Linked DNA regions of Homo sapiens: region 1 is linked to region 2. A link is a loop called in an ENCODE intact Hi-C map of the cell type or tissue named here. Cell type or tissue: sigmoid colon. All regions are shown on one strand. Links, peaks and the distances in the headings refer to the core of each region. The heading gives the core; the rest is flanking DNA. Region 1 has its middle 12 kb from the start of SLC47A2. Region 2 holds the start of TRW-CCA2-1 (tRNA-Trp (anticodon CCA) 2-1).

Region 1 (10,631 bases), core at 1,173-9,172, 220 kb after region 2:
CCCAGACAGCTGGGGTTTTTTTGCCTGATTTCTTTTTTTTTTTTTTTTTTTTTTGAGACGGAGTCTCGCTCTGTCGCCCAGGCCGGACTGCGGACTGCAGTGGCGCAATCTCGGCTCACTGCAAGCTCCGCTTCCCGGGTTCACGCCATTCTCCTGCCTCAGCCTCCCGAGTAGCTGGGACTACAGGCGCCCGCCACCGCGCCCGGCTAATTTTTTGTATTTTTAGTAGAGACGGGGTTTCACCTTGTTAGCCAGGATGGTCTCGATCTCCTGACCTCATGATCCACCCGCCTCGGCCTCCCAAAGTGCTGGGATTACAGGCGTGAGCCACCGCGCCCGGCCGCCTGATTTCTTTAACTTCTTATTGAAGTATATCATTTATACAGAAAACTGTGCACGTGTACACCTCCTTGGATTTTCATAAAATAAATGCACTTGAGTAACCAGCAGACAGATCAAGAAACAGAACTTTGGTGGCTTCCAAGCCCCCTGGTTTCCCCTTCCAGTCACTGTCCCTTACCAAGGGTAGCCACTGCTTTGACTTTGGGCACCAGAGAATCATTTGCCAGGCATTCTTCTAAACCTCCCTCTCTGATGTGCAGCTGGCGCTGAGAGCCACAGGTCTGGACACATTCACCCTGGGGCTAGGGCAGGGCCCAGCTTCTCAGCATGTTGCTGCCAGACTTGATCCCAATTAGTGTCCTTGGCAAAGATGGAGGGGTGCAGTGCCATTGTGCTCAATGGTTACTTCTCAAATTAAAAGGTGCATGTCCTGACTCTCCTAGGACTGCCTGATATGGGTGGGCTACTGAGCCTGGCTACTGTTGGCTCTACACCTATTTGTCCCTGAGGTTACCCTTCCAGGCACTGGCAGGGCTGTCAGGTCTCAGTGACTTGATACTGCTTATCCCCGCCATCCCCTCCCAACTTGGTCAGCCCTCGCCAAGGGGAGGATTCGGGGTCTGTGAAGCCAGCCCAGGTGCGGTCCAGGGAGCAGGCGCTGGGGACTTGGGTGCCCAGCCGCAGGGATCCCTCTTAACTCCACTGTCCTCATCGGGCGGAGACCGGCTGGCATGAAACACCGGGCTTTTTGAGGTCAAAGCGAGGCTTCGCCCACGCACGTGACACCGCCAGGGCGCGCAAACAGGAAGCCCGAGCCCGGGCTGCAGGCGTTGGCACCGCAGCACTCGACTGGCCTCTCTCTAACCGCAGGTCCTAACTCAGAGCAGCCTCCGGCGCGGGTGGCGCGGATACCGAGGCCTGCGGGGGACATCCGCCGCCTGGAACGCCCCGCCCGGTCAGCCAGCCCCTCAGGGGCGGCGAGCGCGCCCACCCGCTCCCCGTGGACCCTGCCCTCGGGGGCTGCACAGGTCTCCCCAGGACGCGTGGCCCCCACACTGGACCCCCGGACAGGCCCTGCCCACGGCCTGGAAGGCGTGGTCCTGTGTGCCACGTGACAGCCTCCGCGCGGGCCGCAGGGGGTTGGACACCTCTCCCAGGATGGACCAATCTTTTTTTTTTTTTTTCAAGTTGAGACGGTTTGAATGGCATCTGTTCCTCCTAACCCGTGACCCCTGACTGACTGTGTGAGGCCTGTCGGGAGGTCTCCACTTCAGCTATCTCCCCATCCACAACCTCACTGTCTTCATACTGACCCCACTGAACAAAGCCTGGCTTTACCATCCTTCCTCGTGGGCCTTGCTAGGAGGCAGACCCCTAGCCTGAGGGCCAGGGGGGCTTCCAGACCACCCAGCAGGCCATTTCTTGACCCATCAGACCTATGTTAGCCTGCGGGGAAAGAGGACATCCCCACCTGCTCCTCATACCTGCACGCCCTTCGTGAGGTTGTTTGTTTAACCCAACTGGAATGAGAGAAAGGAAATACATAATTTAAGCTCACTTCAGATAGACTTGGATTACATTCTGATTCTGCCACTTTTTCGTTGTGTTGACCTTGGGCGAGTCATTTACTCTCTTTAGTTTGTTCCTTCCTTGTAATAAAATTACATATGATCCAGCAACTCCATTTCCATAAATACCCAAAAGAACTGAAAGCAGGGACTCAAAAAGATATTTGTGCACCCATGTTCACAGCAGCATTATTCGCTACAGCCAGTGGTGGAAACAGCCCTAGTGTCCATCAGCAGATGCGTGAGTCACCAAAATGCGGTACATGCATATGACGGAATACTACTCAACCATAAAAAGGAAGGAAATTCTGACAGATGCCACATATAACATGGATGAACTTTGAGGACATTTTGCTGAATGAAATAAGCCAGACACAAAGGGACAAACACTGTGTGATTCCACTTACCTGAGGGACTTAGAGTCGTCAAATTCCAAGAGACAGAAAGTAGAATGGTGGTTGTCAGGGGCTGGAGAGAAGGTGGGAGTTGTTTAAAGTGTAAATTGTTTCAGTTTTGCAAGATGAAAAGAGTTCTGCAGACTGCTTGCACAGCAATGTGAAGGTATTTAACTATTGAACTGTACACTTAAATCGGGTAAGATGGTAATTTTTTTTTTTTTTTGAGATGGAGTCTGTCTCTGTCGCCCAGGCTGGAGTGCAATGGCGTGATCTCTGCTCACTACAACCTCCACCTCCTGGATTCAATCGATCCTCCTGCCTCAGCCTCCCAAGTAGCTGGGATTACAGGCGTGCACCACCACACCCAGCTAATTTTGGTATTTTTAATAGAGACAGGGTTTCACCATGTTGGCCAGGCTGGTCTCGAACTCCTGACCTCAAATGATCCATCCACCCGCCCCGGGCCTCCCAAAGTGCTGGGATAATAGGTGTGAGCTACCTCACCCAGCCAAGATGGTAAATTTTATGTTGTGTGTATTTTATCACGATTAAAATACAAATAAAAACAAACCTGACATACAGTATTGGTACAAGAAGGAGATAGGCTAACATAGATGTAAGTGTCTGGAACCTAGTAGACATTTATCCAATGTTATGGTCCTTTTTTCTTTCATGCTAAAATTCTGGGTCCTTGGCTCCTGATGTCTTAAAGACATAGACTAGATGAAACTCATTTGTAAGTAGCCCAGACATTACTTATATATCAATGAACACTGTAAAAGTTCTCAGGTTTCTTTTCTTAAGTAGGTTAAATAATCTGCATAACACATTTTGTTACATAACAAATATTTTTGAAGAAGGAGTAAGAGGAGGAGAACGAGGAGGAGGGGGGGGAGAAGGAGAAGATGACTCCTTTGGCTTGGAAAGAAAACTTTGGCTTGGCGTTTAGCATTTTCATTTCTACAAATTCCCCACAGAATACGTCTGAATGGTGTGTAGGAGTGTATGTGATGATGTAATGATATATGTAGGAATCGGAGCCTCCATTATGTGCTAATTGTGCAGCACGAGACACATCTCATTTAATCTCATTTAATGCCAACCTTTTCAGGCAGATATACTTATTCCCATTTTACAAATGACAGGATTGAAGCTCAGAGAAAGAAAGTACTTGCCCAAGGTCACACTGCTAGAAAGTGGCAGACTCAGAATATGAGGCTGAGTCTGTCTCCTATCCAAGTGCACATCCTTTCTACTTCATCTGGGATGACAGATAGCTTTTCTCCAGCCTGCCAGTTCTACTCTGTTGTACTGCATTGCTATATTGTGAATTCAGCGGATTCAGCAAAGCAAACAAGAGTGCGGTGATCAACTTGTAATGTCTGCCATGGACACTGGATAGAGGAGTAACAGTATGTGTGCTTATGGAAAAACCTCTCCAACTTACATCATAGTGAGCACAGGTTTAGGAGCAGAACTAGAAAGAAAATATTTTTTTCTGTCTGTCTAGCAACTGTTGGCCTGAAAAAGAACTCAGTGTCAGAATGGTCAGGAAGGCCCAGCCTTCCTACTGTCAGGGTGTCTAGCCGGGGCTAGGTCTCTCTGTCCTCACCCCTTTGCCTTCCCAAGGTAGGGAAGGTGTAGAAAATCCAGTTGGGAATTTCTGGTAGAAACTTCTACTCCTGGTGCCAATTTCTACCAGTCAGCTACCCTGTAAACTTCTATCAGGCATACAAGCCTTGGGAAACAGAGAGCTGTTGTCTTGCTCAAGCACAAGTTACCAGCAACAAACATTTGTTTCCCAGCAGATCACATGAGGACTTGTGAGATCATGTCTGGCCCTGGCTCAAATAGAAGATGTTCCATTAAAGCAGTTCCCGGGGACCAGGCCTAGGCAACTTTCCTAGGATGGGCAAGGCAGTTGTTCGGGAAGCTTGGCACCTGCACAGCCCCATTGTCATGTGAGGAAACGAAGGGTGTGAGCTTTCCCCCACCTGTCCACTTAGAAGCGTGGGTCAAAGCAGAGAAGAGGGGATATCTCCTTCCCATCTGCCCTTGTCCTCCCACCCCACCCAGGCTGAGGTGCCTCCTACTCCTCCTGCTCTGCTAAGAGGCTGAGATCTGTCTGAGCTGTTGGCAGAACCCTAGAAAGTGCTCCCAGGTCATCCCAGGCCTCCCAGAGGCAGGGTCTGGCAGGGTGGAGAGCTGCCATCATGGCAGAGAACTGCAGCATCAGGCAGGGAAACCAAGGCAGGGCCCAATGGGTGTGGGTGAAAGCTGCACATCCAGAAGTACACGGCTTCCCCCAGGCACCGCAGATCCTGGCCCTGAACGACAAGAGTGCCTGACCTCACGATTGCCAGCAGCTGCCTGTCCTGCAAGGCCTGGCCCTGTGCCAGGGCAGCTGCTTTGCGTGTGGCTGCCTCTCCTGCCCAAACAATTTCTGTTGCCTTTAGGAATGAAGGAGCTCAGGCCAAGCCCAGTTGGTGTTTTCAAAATTTCCTGTAAACAAAGGAAAAGATGAAGCTTATATAACACCCTTGGCTGGAGAATCAGCGGCTGCTTGGCATAGCTGAGAGAGAGGCCTGGGCGCAGACAGTGGTGTGTCCAGGCAGGCAGGGGCCTGGGTCATCCCTCTCAGGACTATTCTTTCTGAACCTTCTGCAAACTCTCCAGTGACCTCTGGGGCCCATTTCAGAGGTCTGAGCAGCTCAGGCTTGGAGAACCACAGAGCTAGAAGGAAAAAGTATTGGAAATAATAAGAACTAATATTCATTAGCCCCCGATTAGGCGCAAGTGCTTTACCTGCACAATCTCATTTAATCCACACCAACCCTAGGAGGCAAACACTGAGGTAACCAATTAGTAGCTGAAAGATAGGCCCGGGGGTGGGCCAGCCACCCACGTTCACATGGTTGGGTATGATCGATCACTTGGCCCTCAGCTTCCCTTCCACCTCCTGCTCACAGCTCTCTATGCAGCAGCAGCTAAAACCCACATTTCCCAGACTCCCCTGGGGCAGGGTTCCAGGGAAGAATGAAGTTCTGCACTTCAGATGCACTTGTGTGAGAGTTGGCTGCTTCGGGCCAGGCGCGGTGGCTCACGCCTGTAATCCCAGCACTTTGGGAGGCCGAGAAGGGTAGATCACAAGGTCAGGAGTTTGAGACCAACCTGACCAACATGCTGAAACCCTGTCTCTACTAAAAAAAAAAAAAAATTAATTAGCCGGGCGTGGTGGCAGGCGCCTGTAATCCCAGCTACTGGGGAGGCTGAGGCAGGAGAATCACTCGAACCCAGGAGGCGGAGGTTGTGGTGAGCTGAGATCAAGCCACTGCACTCCAGCCTGGGTGACAGAGGGAGACTCTGTCTCAAAAAAAAGAAAAAAAAAAAAAGAGTTGGCTGCTTTGGTTGCTGGGTTTCCTGCACTAGTGATCTCTTATCCAGCAGCCGCTTCTGTGAGTGTCAAGAAGCAGTTACAGTGGTGATGGCAGTGCCAGCTTCCCAGTCCCAGCTTCCCTTGGATTGAGCCCATGACAGGAAGGTTTTGTTTGTTTGAGATGGAGTTTTGCTCTTGTTGCCCAGGCTGGAGTGCAATGGCAAGATCTCGGCTCATTGCAACCTCCAGCTCCCAGGTTCAAGCGATACTCCTGCCTCAGCCTCCCAAATAACTGGAACTACAGGTGTGCAGCACCACGCCCAGCTAATTTTGTATTTTTAGTAGAGACGGGGTTTCACCATGTTGGCCAGGCTGGACTCAAACTCCTGACCTCAAGTGATCCGCCCGCCTCAGCCTCCCAAAGTGCTGGCATTACAGGCGTGAGCCACCGCTCCCGGCCGACAGGGAGTTCTTGACTTTCACAGTTGCAGGGTGGCCTCAGGTGGGTGGTGTGTGTGCGCAGGGATCTGCACAAAGACTGGCGTTGCGCGGGTGTCTACAGTCTGGAGGCCCTGCTGACGCCCTGCAGTCCTGGGGAGGAAGAGACTTGGAGGGAGGAGGTGCTGGGAGGTCTAAGCAGAAGTCTCAGGAGAACAAGCCCGCCCTGTTCAGGAGACACTGGAACAAGGAGTACACCAAGCGGTAAGAGGAGGAGAGATAAGAGGCTCTCAGATGTAAGTAATGGGAAATGCTTCAAAATGGCAAAATGGCTTGAGGAAAAGAAAATTTGTTAAAGGGAAGGCAGCTCCAGCAGCTCATTCACATCCCAGAGCAGCCCAGGGGCATCATCTCCCTACTAAGCCGGTCTCAGCCCGCCGGCCTCGCCTCAGGGCTGTCCTCATGGCCACAAGATGGCTGTGCATTCCAAGTTCACAACCAGACATGCCACTCTCTGGCGGGAGAGGGGTCGCCCTTTCTTGTGCATCTGTTTTTATTGGTGCTATGATCTGAATGTTTGTGTCCCCCTAAGCATTCAGGTGTTGAAATCCTTGTCCCCAGTGTGATGGTATTAGGAGTTTGGGGCCTTTGGGAGGTGATTAGTGCCCTTACAAAAAAGGCCTGAGGGGCCGGGCAGGTGCCTGTAATCACAGCACTCTGAGAGGCTGAGGCGGGCAGATCACTTGATGTCGGGAGTTTGAGACCAGCCTGGCCAACATGGTGAAACACCATCTCTACTAAAAATACTCTACTAAAAATTAGCTGGGCGTGGTGGTGCACGCCTGTAATCCCAGCACTTTGGGAGGCCAAGGTGAGTGGATCACTTGAGGCCAAGAGTTCGAGACCAGCCTGACCAACATGGTGAAACCCCATCTCTACTAAAAATACAAAAATTAGCTGGGCGTGGTGGTACACACCTGTAATTCCAGCTACTCGGGAGGCTGAGGCAGGAGAATCACTTGAACCCGGGAGGTGAAGTTTGCAGTGAGCCAAGATTGTGCCACTGCACTCCAGCCTGGGTGACAGAGTGAGACTCTGTCTAAAACAAAAAACAAAAAACAAACAAATAACATATAACCCAGATATAGTGATGCCCTGGCTCTAGCCTAGAACATAGGATGAAAATCTCAGGATCCTAAGCATCATCATTTTTAAAGAAATTTTCAAAATTGAATTCTGTTAACAATGAGGGAGGAGGAACAGATTTGCACAGGCAACAGCAGTGTTTGCCACGCTTGCTCAGTCCAGGCAGTCAGTCCAGCCACTCAAGGTGACTCCAGAGAAATTTTGGGAAAGAAGGGGACTCAGAGAAGGAGCCACCCTGCTGTCCCCTGGGCAGGGCTGGCCCACAGCAGAGGCGGAGCTGAGTCCAAGCCTGGCACCAGTCCTCCCTGCAGCCTTCTGGAGTGTGAGCTGGTGAAGTTCCTTTTTTAAACTTTTTGAATCTTAGTTTGCTGCTATTTCAACATCATCCTGACAGATTGGGATCCGGGAAATGTCACCCGCTCAGCCTTGAGTACCCCAAAGTGGGATGAGCAGAGAGGTGGCCAAGGAGTAGAGGGGAGTCCCGGCAGAGCAGTGAGGGCTCTGGAGCCGGGGGCCCCACATTCAAGGCAGATGGTGTGGGAACTGCCTGGATGGCAGCAGTTGGGGGAGAGGGGACAAGAGTCATTGCAGGTCAGGGTTGGAGCTCAGGGGCCCGTGCCCTACCTTTCCCTCAGGCAAGTCCTCAACCAATGGTCTCTAAACACCAGCACACCCCTCATGACCTGCATGGCGTGGCCTGGCTTTGTAGGGTAGTTCTCATGTCACTTTATTCCTGTGTTTATTGTCTTTCTCTGTCCATGCAGCAGGGACATTTGCTGCTCAACAAATAACGACTGCTCCTCCACAGTTCCCAGAACCCTTTCAGCTCTGGGCTGTGGTCCTGGCCAGTGGGCTATGAGTGGAGGTGATCTGGGGTGGCCTCTCCAGTTCTCCCTTCCCTGCTTTGGTGAACCCCTAGCCCTGCACTGAGATGGTGAAGGCTCTGTCAGCTCCTCTCTGGTTGACCTTGTGGAGCAGAGCTCCCCCAACCTCCTCTGTAGCCGCCGCCATTCTGAGGTTAACTTGTTCCTGCCGCATAACCCTGCAGGTCCTGCCGAAGACGCTCCCATCAAGGTGAGCTCCTCGAGCGCAGTCCCCGCCACGACTGCCTGCTGGAGGAACCCATAGGTGGGCGCAATCTTCCCTTCTGCTCTAGAACATCAGGAGACAGAGGGCATCAGCAATGCAACAGAGACGGAAGCCTTTTATGGCTTGAGACTTTGCCTTTTAGTTTCCTGTTTGGGAGAGACTCTACATTTTCTTTTGTTTTGCTTTGTTTTTTTGTTTGTTTGTTTTGAGACAGAGTCTCACTCTGTCACCCAGGCTGGAGTGTAGAGATGCTACCTTGGCTCACTGCAACATCTACCTCCTAGGTTCAAGCGATTCTCCTGCCTCAGCCTCCAGAGTAGCTGGATTACAGGCACCTGCCACCACACCCAGCTAATTTTTGTATTTTAGTAGAGAAGGGGTTTCACCATGTTGGTTAGGCTGGTCTCAAACTCCTGACCTCAAATGATCTGCCCGCCTCAGCCTCCCAAAGTGCTGGGATTACATACATTTTTTTTTTAATCTGAGAATCTAAACACCAGGAGCAATCAATGGACTCAACAATGGCATGCTATGGCTGTGGCTCCTGGGCAGAAGTAGGCCCCCTTCTGTGCACCATGCATAGCATGGCATGGATTGCAATGTGCAATCCGGAAATGTCACCTGCTCTCCTTGGTGACACGAGAGTTGCGATTATCCTTGGTCTTTATGTTTTGGACAATAGCAATTATGTGGAAAGGTTGAATCATAATTGGGCAAATATTTTTTTCCAGCCCATTCCTTAATCCATGTCATAGAAAGAAAAAACAGTAGATTAAATCATGGTGTTGGGACTAGACCAATTTTTTTAAATTGCTGTTTTATTTTAAATTGAGATCTAATTTGGAAATAGAATTAGTTCAGAAAAGGTCAGACTTGGGGCATTATGAATAAAGTAGGTAATATTGTAAATTGTGTCATACTAACAACACATAGAAAAAGGAGATGGACGAGGATGAAAAGAAGAGGAAGAGGAGAAAGAGGTGATTATGATTCTCACCCACCTGCTCTAATTCTTCAGTTTGGAAAGTGCAGATAATGTCCTTGGGAACCCTTAGCTTTCTCTCCTCCATTCTGAATGTTTCCAACTGCGTCAATAGCTCCTGATGCAAAGGTTTTGAGGAGGCTCTGTGATGTCAGAGAAGACCAGATGCCCCAGAGCTGTGGCACCTGTGGCTGGCACCCGGAGACCTTGGCTAGTGACACTGCTTCTTAAACCTCAGGTTCCTAATCTATAAATAGAGTCAGTGTGGTGGCTTACGCCTGCAATCCCAGTACTTTGGGAGGCTCAAGCAGGAGGATCAGTTGAGGCCAGGAGTTCAAGACCAGCCTGGGCAACACAGTGAAACCCTGTCTCTACAAAAAATTAAAAATTAAGCATGGTGGTGCACACCTGTAGTCCCAGCTACTGGGGAGGTTGAGGGGGGAGAATCGCTTAAGCCCAGGAGTTCGAGGCTACAGTGAGCCGTGTTTGTGCCGCTGCACTCCAGCAACAGAGAGAGATCCTGTCTGTAAAATAAAAAATAAAAATAAATAAATTTCAACAAATGAGCTCACACCCTCACTGCACAGGGCCATTGTGCAGTGGGTGTAGTGGGTGCATTGTGCATTGGGTGAAGGTGAAGGTGAGAAGCCAGCATGTGCCAGCCAAGGCTCCTCTTCCTCCCACCTTCGGCTGGGGGCAACTGTCATTTATCAGAGCATTACCTGTGGGGCCCTTACCTGGGATGCATGAGGACAACAGGACACACTGTCTTTGATTAGGATGTTGTCTTTGTGGTTAATATGGTTTAAAACCTCTGGGCTGTTTTATCCCACAGCGGGATCCTATGAAGCTTGTTGTCATCTAAAATCAGGTAATTTCAGGCTGGGCACAGTGGCTCATGCCTATAAACCCAGCATTTTAGGAGGCCGAGGTGAATGGATCATTTGAGGTCAGGAGTTCGAGACCAGCCTGGCCAACATGGTGAAACCCTGCCTCTACTAAAAATATAAAAATTAGCCTGACATGGTGGTGGGCACTTGTAGACCCAGCTACTCGTGAGGCTGAGGTAGGAGAATTGCTGGAACTCAGGAGGTGGAGGTTGCAGTGAGCCAAGATCACACCACTGCACTCCAGCCTGGGTGACAGAGCAAGCGAGACTCTGTCTCAAAATAAATAAATAAATGATAAAATCAGGTAATTTCAGATGAGATGATGGTGCGGGGTTGGGGGGCGTTTAGAGCAACAAAACGCCAATGATGTCTTTGAAACTCACTCATTTTTTCATTTACTCA
Region 2 (10,631 bases), core at 1,099-9,098:
TTTGCAGTGAGTTGAGATCCCACCACTGCACTCCAGCCTGGGCGACAGAGTGAGACTCTGTCTCAAAAAAAAAAAAAAAAAATTAGCTGGGGATGGTGGCCATGGTCCCAGCTACTTGGAAAGCTGAGGCAGGAAGATCCCTTGGAGCCTAGGATTTCAAGGCTTCAGGGAGCCACGAAGGTGCTACTTCACTCCAGCCTGAGCAACATAGTGAGACTCTGTCTCAAAAACAAACACAAAAACACCCACCAGTCACCTAGGTGTGAGATGATACTAAACTAAGCAGAGACCAGGAAACCAAGCTGTGCGTGTTTTTCTCAGTGATGAGGCAGCCCCACTCATAATGTGCTTGTGGCGTAACCCCTGCGTCCTTCCGCCTCCTCCACAACAGTCACTCTGAGTCGTCACTGTCATACCTCTTTACTCCAGGAGCCTTGTATGTTCATGCATAGGGGCCAGCTCTCACGAGGGTCAGCTTCCCGGCCTCATGCCCTGGAAATCTAGGTTGCATTTGTACAACGGGACAGTCAAGATGCTCTGAGGCATCATGATTATAAACACAATTTTTATGAAAACAATCTTGAAGGCATATCTTTGCATTTATCCTTGTTTCTTTAGTACATATTCTCTAGAAATAGAAATGTCTAGACAAAAGCATCTAAAAAACATTTGTCATATTATAATCCAAAAAGCAAGTTCCAATTTATACGTGCTTTTCCCATCTTGCATGACAATATTTATTTCCACATATTCTTGCCAATGTTGGTAATTATCCTAGTTTGTATTTGTCAATTTTCTATATTCTACAGAAGTTTTTTGTTGTTGTTGTTAAATAAGGTTTAGCTGGGCGTGGTGACTCATGCCTGTAATCCCAGCACTTTGGGAGGCCAAGGCAGGCGGATCACAAGGTCAGGAGATCCAGACCACGGTGAAACCCCGTCTCTACTAAAAATATAAAAAATTAGCCAGGCTCGGTGGTGGGCACCTGTAGTCCCAGCTACTTGGGAGGCTGAGGCAGGAGAATGGCATGAACCCGGGAGGCAGAGCTTGCAGTGAGCCGAGATCACGCCACTGCACTCCAGCCTGGGCGACAGAGCGAGACTCCGTCTCAAAAAAATAAAAAAAATAAAAAAATAAGGTTTAGTGTTTGCATATACAAACTCTAAAATAAGGAAGCAATTCTTTACAATTTCTGGGCAACAGCAGAGCTGGGAGGAGGGTGAGGCGCTATGTAACTCTCTCAGGTGCATAATTCAAAGAGCTGTCAAAACACTCAGCAATCAAGACATTTAAAATATTTAATATTTCCAAAAGTAAAAATTAGTGCAAAAATCTCTGATGAACAAAGTATCAAAATTTTACATAAGATGGGTTTCCACCCTGCACAACTGCATGCTTGCCTCACTCCTAGTCCTTGCCCTGGTAAGTAGCGTCCTAGTCTTTATTATTTATTTATTTATTTGTTTGCTTTATAGAGACAGGGTTTCACATGTTGGCCAGGCTGGTCTTGAACTCCTGACCTAAAGCGACCTGCCTGCCTCAGCCTCCCAAAGTGCTGGGATTATAGGTGTGAGCCACCATGCCCAGCCAGAGTCCTAGTCTTTAAAGGGACCCTTTAGCCACATCTGCATAAGTCACTTGATCTAATCTCTTCATTTGATCACAACGCTATACTGTAGTTTAATGTCTTACCTCTGTCATAGAACACAAGACAGTGCTTGGTTCCATATCCTAGGAAAATAGGGGGCCAGGACATCACAGGTGCAGCCACAGATCTGAGCAGGTGTCCAAACACAGTGGAGGCTGGGTGCAGTGGCTCATGCCTGTAATCCCAGCACTTTGGGAGGCTGAGGCAGGAGGATTACTTGAGGCCAAGAGTTCACGACCAGCCTGGGCGAAATAGTGAGACTCTGTCTCTACAAAAAAGTTAAAACTTAACTTTTAATTAATGATGGGTGTGGTGCTGTGCACCTGTAATCCTAGCTACTCAGGAGGCTGAGGTGGAAGAATCACTTGAGCCTAGGCGTTCAAACTGCAGTGAGCTGTGATCACATCACTGTACTCCAGCCTGAGCAACAAAGACCCTGATTCAAAAATAAATACAAAATTTAAAAAAAAAAGTTTTATTTTTAGACAGGGTCTCGTTCCCAAACTGCTGGGATTATAGGCGTGAGCCACCTGGCCTGGCCAGATCTTTCTTTTCCTTTTTTTCTTTCTTTTCTTTTCTTTCTTCTTCTTCTTCTTTTTTTTTTTTTTTTTTTTGAGATGGAGTTCCGCTCATGTTGCCCATGCTGGAGTGCAATGGCGCAATCTCAGCTCACTGCAATCTCCGCCTCCCGGATTCAAGCGATTCTCCCGCCTCAGCCTCCTGAGTAGCTGGGATTACAGGCACCGCCACAACGCCAGGCTAATTTTTTTGTATTTTTAGTAGAGATGGGGTTTCACTATGTTGGCCAGGCTGGTCTTCAACTTCTGACCTCAGGTGATCCACCCGCCTAGGCCTCCCAAAGTGCTGGGATTACAGGTGTGAGCCACCGCACCAGCCAGATCTTTTCTTTTCTAAAAGGCATAAAGCCCTGTGGGTGTTGTGAAGGGGTGGGTTGCCCCTCCACACCTGCGGGTGTTTCTCATTAGGTGGAACGAGAGACTTGGAAAAGAAAAAGACACAGAGACAAAGTATAGAGAAAGAAATAAGGGGGCCCAGGGGACCAGCGTTCAGCATATGGAGGATCCCGCCAGCCTCTGAGTTCCCTTAGTATTTATTGATCATTCTTGAGTGCTTCTTCGAGAGGGGGATGTGTCAGGGTCACAAGACATAGGGGGGAGAGGGTCAGCAGACAAACACATGAACAAAGGTCTTTGCATCATAGACAAGGTAAAGAATCAAGTGCTGTGCTTTTAGATATGCATACACATAAACATCTCAATGCTTTACAAAGCATTATTGCTGCCCACATGTCCCACCTCCAGCCCTAAGGCGGTTTTTCCCTATCGCAGTAGATGTAACGTACAATCGGGTTTTATACCGAGACATTCCATTGCCCAGGGACGGGCAGGAGACAGATGCCTTCCTCTTGTCTCAACTGCAAGAGGCATGCCTTCCTCTTATACTAAACCTCAGCACAGACCCTTTACGGGTGTCGGGCTGGGGGACGGTCAGGTCTTTCCCTTCCCACGAGGCCATATTTCAGACTATCACATGGGGAGAAACCTTGGACAATACCTGGCTTTCCTAGGCAGAGGTCCCTGCGGCCTTCTGCAGTGTTTGTGTCCCTGGGTACTTGAGATTAGGGAGTGGTGATGACTCTTAAGGAGCGTGCTGCCTTCAAGCATCTGTTTAACAAAGCACATCTTGCACCGCCCTTAATCCATTTAACCCTGAGTTTGACACAGCATATGTTCCAGAGAGCACGGGGTTGGGGGTAAGGTCATAGATTAACAGAATCTCAAGGCAGAAGAATTTTTCTTAGTACAGAACAAAATGGAGTCTCCTATGTCTACTTCTTTCTACACAGACACAGTAACAATCTGATCTCTCTTGCTTTTCCCCACAGTGTTGTATTTATTGAATTAAGATTGATGCTTCATGTTCTTCAACAGACCAGGAGAGTTTATCTTTCTTATTTAATAAGGTTTTTTGTTTTGTTTTGAGACGGGGTCTCGCTCTGTCCCAGACTGGAATGTAGTGGTGCAATCATGGCTCACTGCAACCTCGACCTCCTGGATTCAAGCAATCCTCCCTCCTGGTCCCTCCAATGTGCTGGAACTACAGACATGAGCCACCACGCTCGGCCTATTTACTAGCCTTTTTACTGAAAAATTTATTCACTCACTTATTGGCCAGGCGCAGTACCTCACACCTGTAATCCCAGCACTTTGGGAGGCCCAGGCAGGAGGATCACTTGAGCCTAGGAATTCCAGACCACCTGGCCAACATGGTGAAATCCCTTCTCTACTGAAAATACAAAAATTAGCCATGGATGGTGGCACACACCTGTAATCCCAGCTAAGTGGGGGCCTGAGGCAAGAGGATCGCTTGAGCCTGGGAGGCAGATGTTGCAATGAGGCCAGATCACACCACTGCACTCCATCCTGGGTGACAGAGCAAGACTCCATCCAAAAAAAAAAAAAAGCATTCACTCACTGTTTTATTTTTCTTATTTAATAGGAAGAAGAAAGTACTGTTCAAATCAGGGACTTGACTCCCACAAGACTCCCACAAGAGCCCGGAGTCTTAAGTGGACAATGAGCCGTTTAAAACCATGCACAGGCCAGTCGCGGTGGCTTAGCCCGTAATCCCAGCACTCTGGGAGGCCAAGGAGGGCAGGTCACTTGAGGTCAGAAGTTCGAGACCAGCCTGGCCAGCATGGTGAAACCCCATTTCTAGTAAAAATACAAAAATTAGCCGGATGTAGTGGTACGCATTTGTAATCCCAGCTACTTGGGAGGCTAAGGCAGGAGAATCGCTTGAAACCGGGAAGCGGAGGTTGCAGTGAGCCGAGATCGCGCCACTGCACTCCAGCCTGGGCAACACAGCAAGACCCTGTCTAAAAAAAAAAAAAAAGCCAGGCTAAGTGTCTCAAGCCTGTAATTCCAGCACTTTGGGAGGCCTAGGCGGGCGGATCACCTGAGGTCAGTAGTTCAATATCAGCCTGGCCAACATGGAGAAACCCTGTCTCTACTAAAAATGCAAAAAAAATTAGCCAGGCGTGGTGGCGGGCGTCAGTAATCCCAGCTACTCGGGAGGCTAGGGAGGCTGAGGCAGGAGAATCGCTTGAGCCCGGGAGGCGGAGGTTGCAGTGAGCCGAGATTGCGCCACTGCACTCCAGCCTGGGCAACAGAGCGAGACTCTGTCTCAAAAATTAAAAGAAATGTGGCATTTTCCAAGTCTTTTTGGCAAGGTGCTTCCTGGCCGTGGGCGTCGCCCTCCGCACCCCCGCGCTTGTCCCCTGAGAGGAGAGGAGAAAGGAGCAGCCCCGAGCCCCGAGCCCCGCGCCCCCGCGTCCCCCGCGCCGCCATCCGCTCTCGGCCGCCACGCCGGGTTCCTGCCGCCTCCCGACGACAACGTCGCCGCTTCACAGGAGGCAGGGCACCCGGCGAGCGGCGACCGCGAACGCCTCTGACGGCCGCCCAGCCGCCCCCAGCCAGGCCCCGTCGTCCCCAGCCCCGCCCGGAGTCAACCCACCTCCCTCCTCGGCGTTCCCTCCTCCACCCGCGTCCCCACCCCCGCCCCGACGTCCCCTCGCTCCCTCTCAGAGTCCCTTCTACCCCGGGGTCCCCCTGCCCTCTGGGCTTCCTCTAGTCCCTCGTTCCTCCCCTGGACATCTCCTCACCCCTAACCCCCGGCGTCCTCACCGCTCCTCGGAGTCACCCACCCCCGCGTCCCCTAGTCCGCCCCGGCGTCCCCTTCTCCCCTGCGTCCCCTTCTCCCCTGCGTCCCCTCGCTCCCTCCCAGAATCCCCATGGCCCAGGGATCCCCCCGATCCTGGGCCTCCTCCTGGGCATCTCCTTAATCCCACCCCCCGGTGCCAGTCCCCGCACCCCGGCGTCCCCTCGCCGGGTCACTACGCGACGCGGAGGAGGCGGAGCCCGAGTCTCGGCCGCCGGGTGGCTGCTCCGCTGCGGCGCCGCAGTTCAGGCTGGGATGCTCCAGCGCGTCTGTGTTCCCGCACCGGAGAAACCACACTCGCTAGCGCTCTGAATTGGTGCTGGAATTCAGGAAAGAGGGCGTCTTTCCTCCTTAGCCTCCCAGCCCTAGAACCATACTGCAGAAACGAGGTCTTTAGCGATGCGGAGTCACCACTTTGGTGTGACCTCGTGGCGCAATGGTAGCGCGTCTGACTCCAGATCAGAAGGTTGCGTGTTCAAGTCACGTCGGGGTCAAGGTTGGGTTTTTTTTTTTTTCTTTCTTAATTGTAGAGGATTGGAAAGAGCGGAATAAAAGTCATAAATGAGAAATTAAGCCCCCTGCAAGATATGTTGTCCTTCCAACGCAACGGAAAGCAACTTCTTTTTCCTTTCCCTGGGAATAAAAACGCCGTTCCGTTCCGAGGGAGGGGCAGCACCAACCCTCCGAGCGAACCGCGAGGGAGCCGGAAGCCACCCAGCCGTGTCGCAGGGAGGGCGCCCCGCCCGCCACTCCCACGCCCACTTCTGCCCGCCCCCCACTCACCTGGGCTCTCACCTGGAAGGGGTCCCTCGCTTCCCGGAAGTGGGTTCCCCACCCTAAGGACTGGTGTCTTTTGCATCTCCGTCTTCTCCCTGCCTGCCTTGAACTTCTCTTTTTTTGTCTGCCGCACTTTCAGGGATTCCTAGTCTCAGTGATGATCTCTCTGGTGGTCCTTTCTCTGACACCTGAATTGACACCTCATTCTCAGCAGGTCTATGATTCGGCCACAGCCGTAAGGCCTGGATATTCACTTCAATGTTGTCTAACAGTTGTTACCATGTATGATATCTGGTTGGCGGGTTCATAGGATCTAATGTTACGAAACATGATGTTCAGGTCTGAATTCTCTCCACCTGCGTGGTCCAAAAGCCCCAGGCCAAGAAATTATAGTTTCCCAGGTTAGGATACCCCACAGATGCTGGCAGAAGTTGAGGTAAATTCTCTCTGAGAGAAATACATCCTCACAACAGGCCTTTTAGTTTTCCCACATATAAAGTCCCAGTCGAAATTTACTCATAATACATTTTAAAGGAAAATAAAGTCTGTGAAGCTGATTCTGCTGTCCACTGTTTTTGCAAAAACAGCAGAATCAGATCCACAGATTCCAGTATGGAGATTATCAGATATTGAATACCCAATGGATATGTTTAATCTTTTTCAAAAAATAAAAGAGGAGACCAAAAAGTTAACTAGAGAACGATAAACAATAAAAATATATGTGTAAATAACTAAAAACAAAATTCTAGCAATGGAAGATTTAATACTTGAAGTTAGAAACACAATGGATATATTTAACAGCAGATTAGACTGAGTTGAAAAAAGAATAAAATGGAATATTGTGGTGATTCAAAATATGTGGTCAGTCATGACTAAATATACAAATTGAAAACTGCTCAACCGTATTATAAAAATAGAGGGTCAGGCATGGTAGCTCATGCCTGTAATCCCAGCACTTTGGGAGGCCCAGGAGGGAGGATCTCTTGAGCCCAAGAGTTCAAGACCAGACTGAACAACATGGTGAGACCCCATCTCGGAAGTAGTGGTGCACTGCTGTGGTCCCAGCTACTCAGGAGGCTGTGGCAGGAGGATCACTTGAGCCCAGGAGCTCAGGAGGCTGCAGTGAGCCATGATCACACCACTGCACTCCAGCCTGGGCAATAGAGTGAGACCCTGTCTCAAAAACAAAACAAAACAAAAAGTAGGCTGGACGGATCACCTGTGGTCAGGAGTTCGAGACCAGCCTGACCAACATGGAGAAACCCCATCTCTACTAAAAATACAAAATTAGCCAGGCGTGGTGGCACATGCCTTTAATCCCAGCTACTCAGGAGGCTGGGGCAGAAGAATCGCTTGAACCCAGGAAGCAGATGTTGCGGTGAGCCAAGATCATGCCATTGCACTCCAGCCTGGGAAACAAGAGCGAAACTCTGTCTCAAAAAAAAAAAAAAAAAAAAGTCAAGGAATTATGTTTTGGTATAAAATTCTTTGATTTCTTTTAGGGCCTGCTGTCTGTCACGTTAGTATCTTATTGCTACGAAAAGTCAGTCTTAAGGTCTCTGTTTCTTTCTTTTTCTTTTCTTTTTTTTTTTTTTTTTTTTTTTTTTTTTTTTTGAGACAGAGTTTCCCTCTTGTTGCCCAGGCTGCAGGATCTCTGCAACCTTCGCCTCCTGGGTTCAAGCGACTCTCCTGCCTCAGCCTCCCAAGTAGTTGGGATTACAGGCTTGGTGCACCACTACACCTGGCTAATTTTGTACTTTTAGTAGAGATGAGGTTTCACTATTTTGGTCAGGCTGGTCTCGAATTCCTGACCTCAGATGATCCACTCGCCTCCTAAAGTGCTGGGATTACAGGCATGAGCCACTACGCCAGGCCAAGGTCTCTATTTAAAATTGGTGCTGGTCAACTGTGCCTGAATTCCAAAGGGAGGAAGGTATAAGGAAACACGACCACCCATTCCCACCACGGCCTGAACTCGTATTTCAGGTTTACTTTAGAATTGCGCTTGGCCGAGAGGAGGGGTCCGTTCCGTTGTTTGGGGGGCCTAGGAATTTTTTTTTTTTTTTTTTTTTTTTGAGACGGAGTCTCGCTCAGTGGCCCAGGCTGGGATGCAAGCGATCTCAGCTCACTGCAAGCTCCGCCTCCCGGGTTCACGCCATTTTTCTGCCTCAGCCTCCCTAGTAGCTGGGACTACAGGCGCCCGCCACCACGCCTGGCTAATTTTCTGTATTTTTAGTAGAGACGGGGTTTCACCGTGTTAGCCAGGGTAGTCTCAATCTCCTCACCTCGTGATCCACCCGCCTCGGCCTCCCAAAGTGCTAGGATTACAGCGTGAACCACCGCGCCCGGCCTGGGGAACCTAGGATTTTTAGTTTACACCACATACTGGCATCCTTGGCTCCAGAGGGGAGGAATGAGCTTGGGCTTCAGAACTGAGAATGTTCCTATCAGAATCTGTTCCTTCAATGGGCTAAAGCCTGAGCACATGTCACCAAAGCTGGAGAGCTAAGCGGCACAAGCCGAGATCTGGAACCCACCTTCTGTTCCTCCCACGCGCCATCTGAACTTGATACTCAACATGAGAAATTCCTCAGCGTCAGCCCCACTCCCACCTCAGAGGAGGGGCAGCCTCCCTCAGCGGGGACTTCAGCCCCGGGGACACTGCCTGGCCAGGCCTGGGTGAAGAGTCCTCACGACCTCATTCCCTGGAGCTGCCTGTGGGAGAGAGAACTCTAGAAGCTGAGTGTCAGAAAGAAACCGGGTGATCTCAGCCTAGTTCGTGCTCCAGAGGATACACAAAACTGACAGTGGCTGGGAATAGAGGCAAAAAGTGTTCAGAGCGGACTACAGAACTGGAAGGTCCCATTTGCATAAAACAGACAGAATGCCAGGGACCCACAGACTCCCACTCACACAGGACTAGAAAGGAACACGCCAAAACGTTAGTGATAATGATCTCTGGGTGACAAGATAACAGATTTTTTAAACAATCTTTTTGCCTGTGTTTTATTATTTTGAAGCAACAAACAATAAAGAATAGTAGTAAATGTTCCAGCCTACAGTGAGAGGACCTGGCCAGAAATCCTGACTCCTGCCCTGATTAGTTGTGTGGCCTGGGACAGTTTATTTAACCTCTCAGTCCCCAACTTCTTCATCAGTAAAATGGGAATAATAATTGTCCCCACCTTACAGGGCAAATAAGAGAATTCGGTGAATGGATTAGAGTTCATACTGCATGAGTGAACACAGAGAGCTTCAAACAGTGCCTGGCACATGGCAAACACCATAGACGCTGGCGTTGTGTTCACCATTACTCTGTAAACCAAAAATAAAATTCTGACCAGGTGTGGTGGCTCACAGCTGTAATTCCAACACTTTGGGATACCAAGGCAGGAAGATCGCTGGAGCCCAGGAGTTTGAGACCAGTCTGGGCAACATAGAAAGACCTCATCTCTACAAATAATAATTTAAAAAATTAGCCAGGTGTGGTGGCATGCACCTGTAGTCCCAGCTATACTCAGGAGGCTGAGGTGGGAGGACTGCTTGAGCCCAGGAGGTGAAGGCTGCAGTAAGCCATGATCATACTGCTATACTCCAGCCTGGGTGACAGAGCGAGGCCTTGTCTCAAAATAAAATAAATACAAAATAGTAAAATAAAAATGTCTAAGCTCTCCAGCTGACTGGCAGACACGCCCCATTCCCTACCTCTGCCCCCTCCTCAGCCAAAGACATTCCAAACCTGAAAATCTAGTTCAAGCCATGATGGGAAGAGGAGTCTACATGCCTCATGATACCCTTCTCCCTTTGGAATTCAGGTACAAGGGACCAATATTAATGTTAAAATAAAGATCTGGCAGGGCGCAGTGGCTCATGCCTGTAATCCCAGCACTTTGGGAGGCCAAGGCAGGTGGATCACCTGAGGTCAGGAGTTTGAAACCAGCCTGGCCAACATGGTGAAACCCCGTCTCTACTAAAAATACAAAAATTAGCCAGGCATGGTGGCCGGCACCTGTGATCCCAGCTACTTGGGAGGCTGAGGCAGGAGAGTTGCTTGAACCTAGGAGGCAGAGGTTGCAATGAGCCAAGATCAGGCCACTGCACTCCAGCCTGGGCAACAAGAGCAAAACTCCGTCTCAAAATAAATAAATAAATAAAAATAAATAATAATAAAAAAAATAAGATAAAGATCTTAAGACTGACAAAACAATGTCTTTATAGGTACCAAATTCCAATCTGACTCTAGTATAGCATCACATGACAGATAGCAGGCCCCGAAAGAAATCAATGTATTTTATTCCAGAATATATATATATATATATATATATTTTTTTTTTTTTTTTTTTTTTTTTTTTGAGACAGAGTTTCACTCTTATCACCCAGGCTGGAGTGTAATGGTGTGATCTCAGCTCACTGCAACCTCTGCATCCCGGGTTCAAGCAATTCTCCTGCCTCAGCCTCCTGAGTA

Evidence for each region. Hi-C counts contacts between places; a loop is a spot of excess contacts. Peaks named below come from ENCODE experiments on the same cell type or tissue, not always from the same donor. Only the 100,000 strongest peaks of a DNase experiment are listed, where the experiment ranks them.
Region 1: a loop joins it to region 2, with 3 times the contacts of the local background. A loop is called at or near these places in 5 of 110 quality-filtered maps.

The regions. Positions count from the first base shown.
Region 1 is chr17:19,723,511-19,734,141 of GRCh38, forward strand. No RefSeq gene overlaps it. Among named protein-coding and RNA genes, the nearest start is that of SLC47A2, 12 kb to the left of the region's middle. In sigmoid colon, for the core only: no CTCF peak of the experiment used is centred there; DNase peaks (open chromatin) are centred at 1,466, 4,161 and 4,701; H3K4me3 peaks cover 421 bases; H3K27ac peaks cover 3,183 bases.
Region 2 is chr17:19,502,370-19,513,000 of GRCh38, forward strand. It overlaps TRW-CCA2-1 (tRNA-Trp (anticodon CCA) 2-1), which reads left to right and starts at 5,812; the gene lies at 5,812-5,883. RefSeq lists enhancers at 3,111-3,710, 7,899-8,520 and silencers at 4,925-5,094, 5,165-5,224, 5,335-5,384, 5,465-5,544. In sigmoid colon, for the core only: no CTCF peak of the experiment used is centred there; DNase peaks (open chromatin) are centred at 4,042, 5,092, 5,702, 6,152 and 1 weaker place; H3K4me3 peaks cover 1,945 bases; H3K27ac peaks cover 1,891 bases.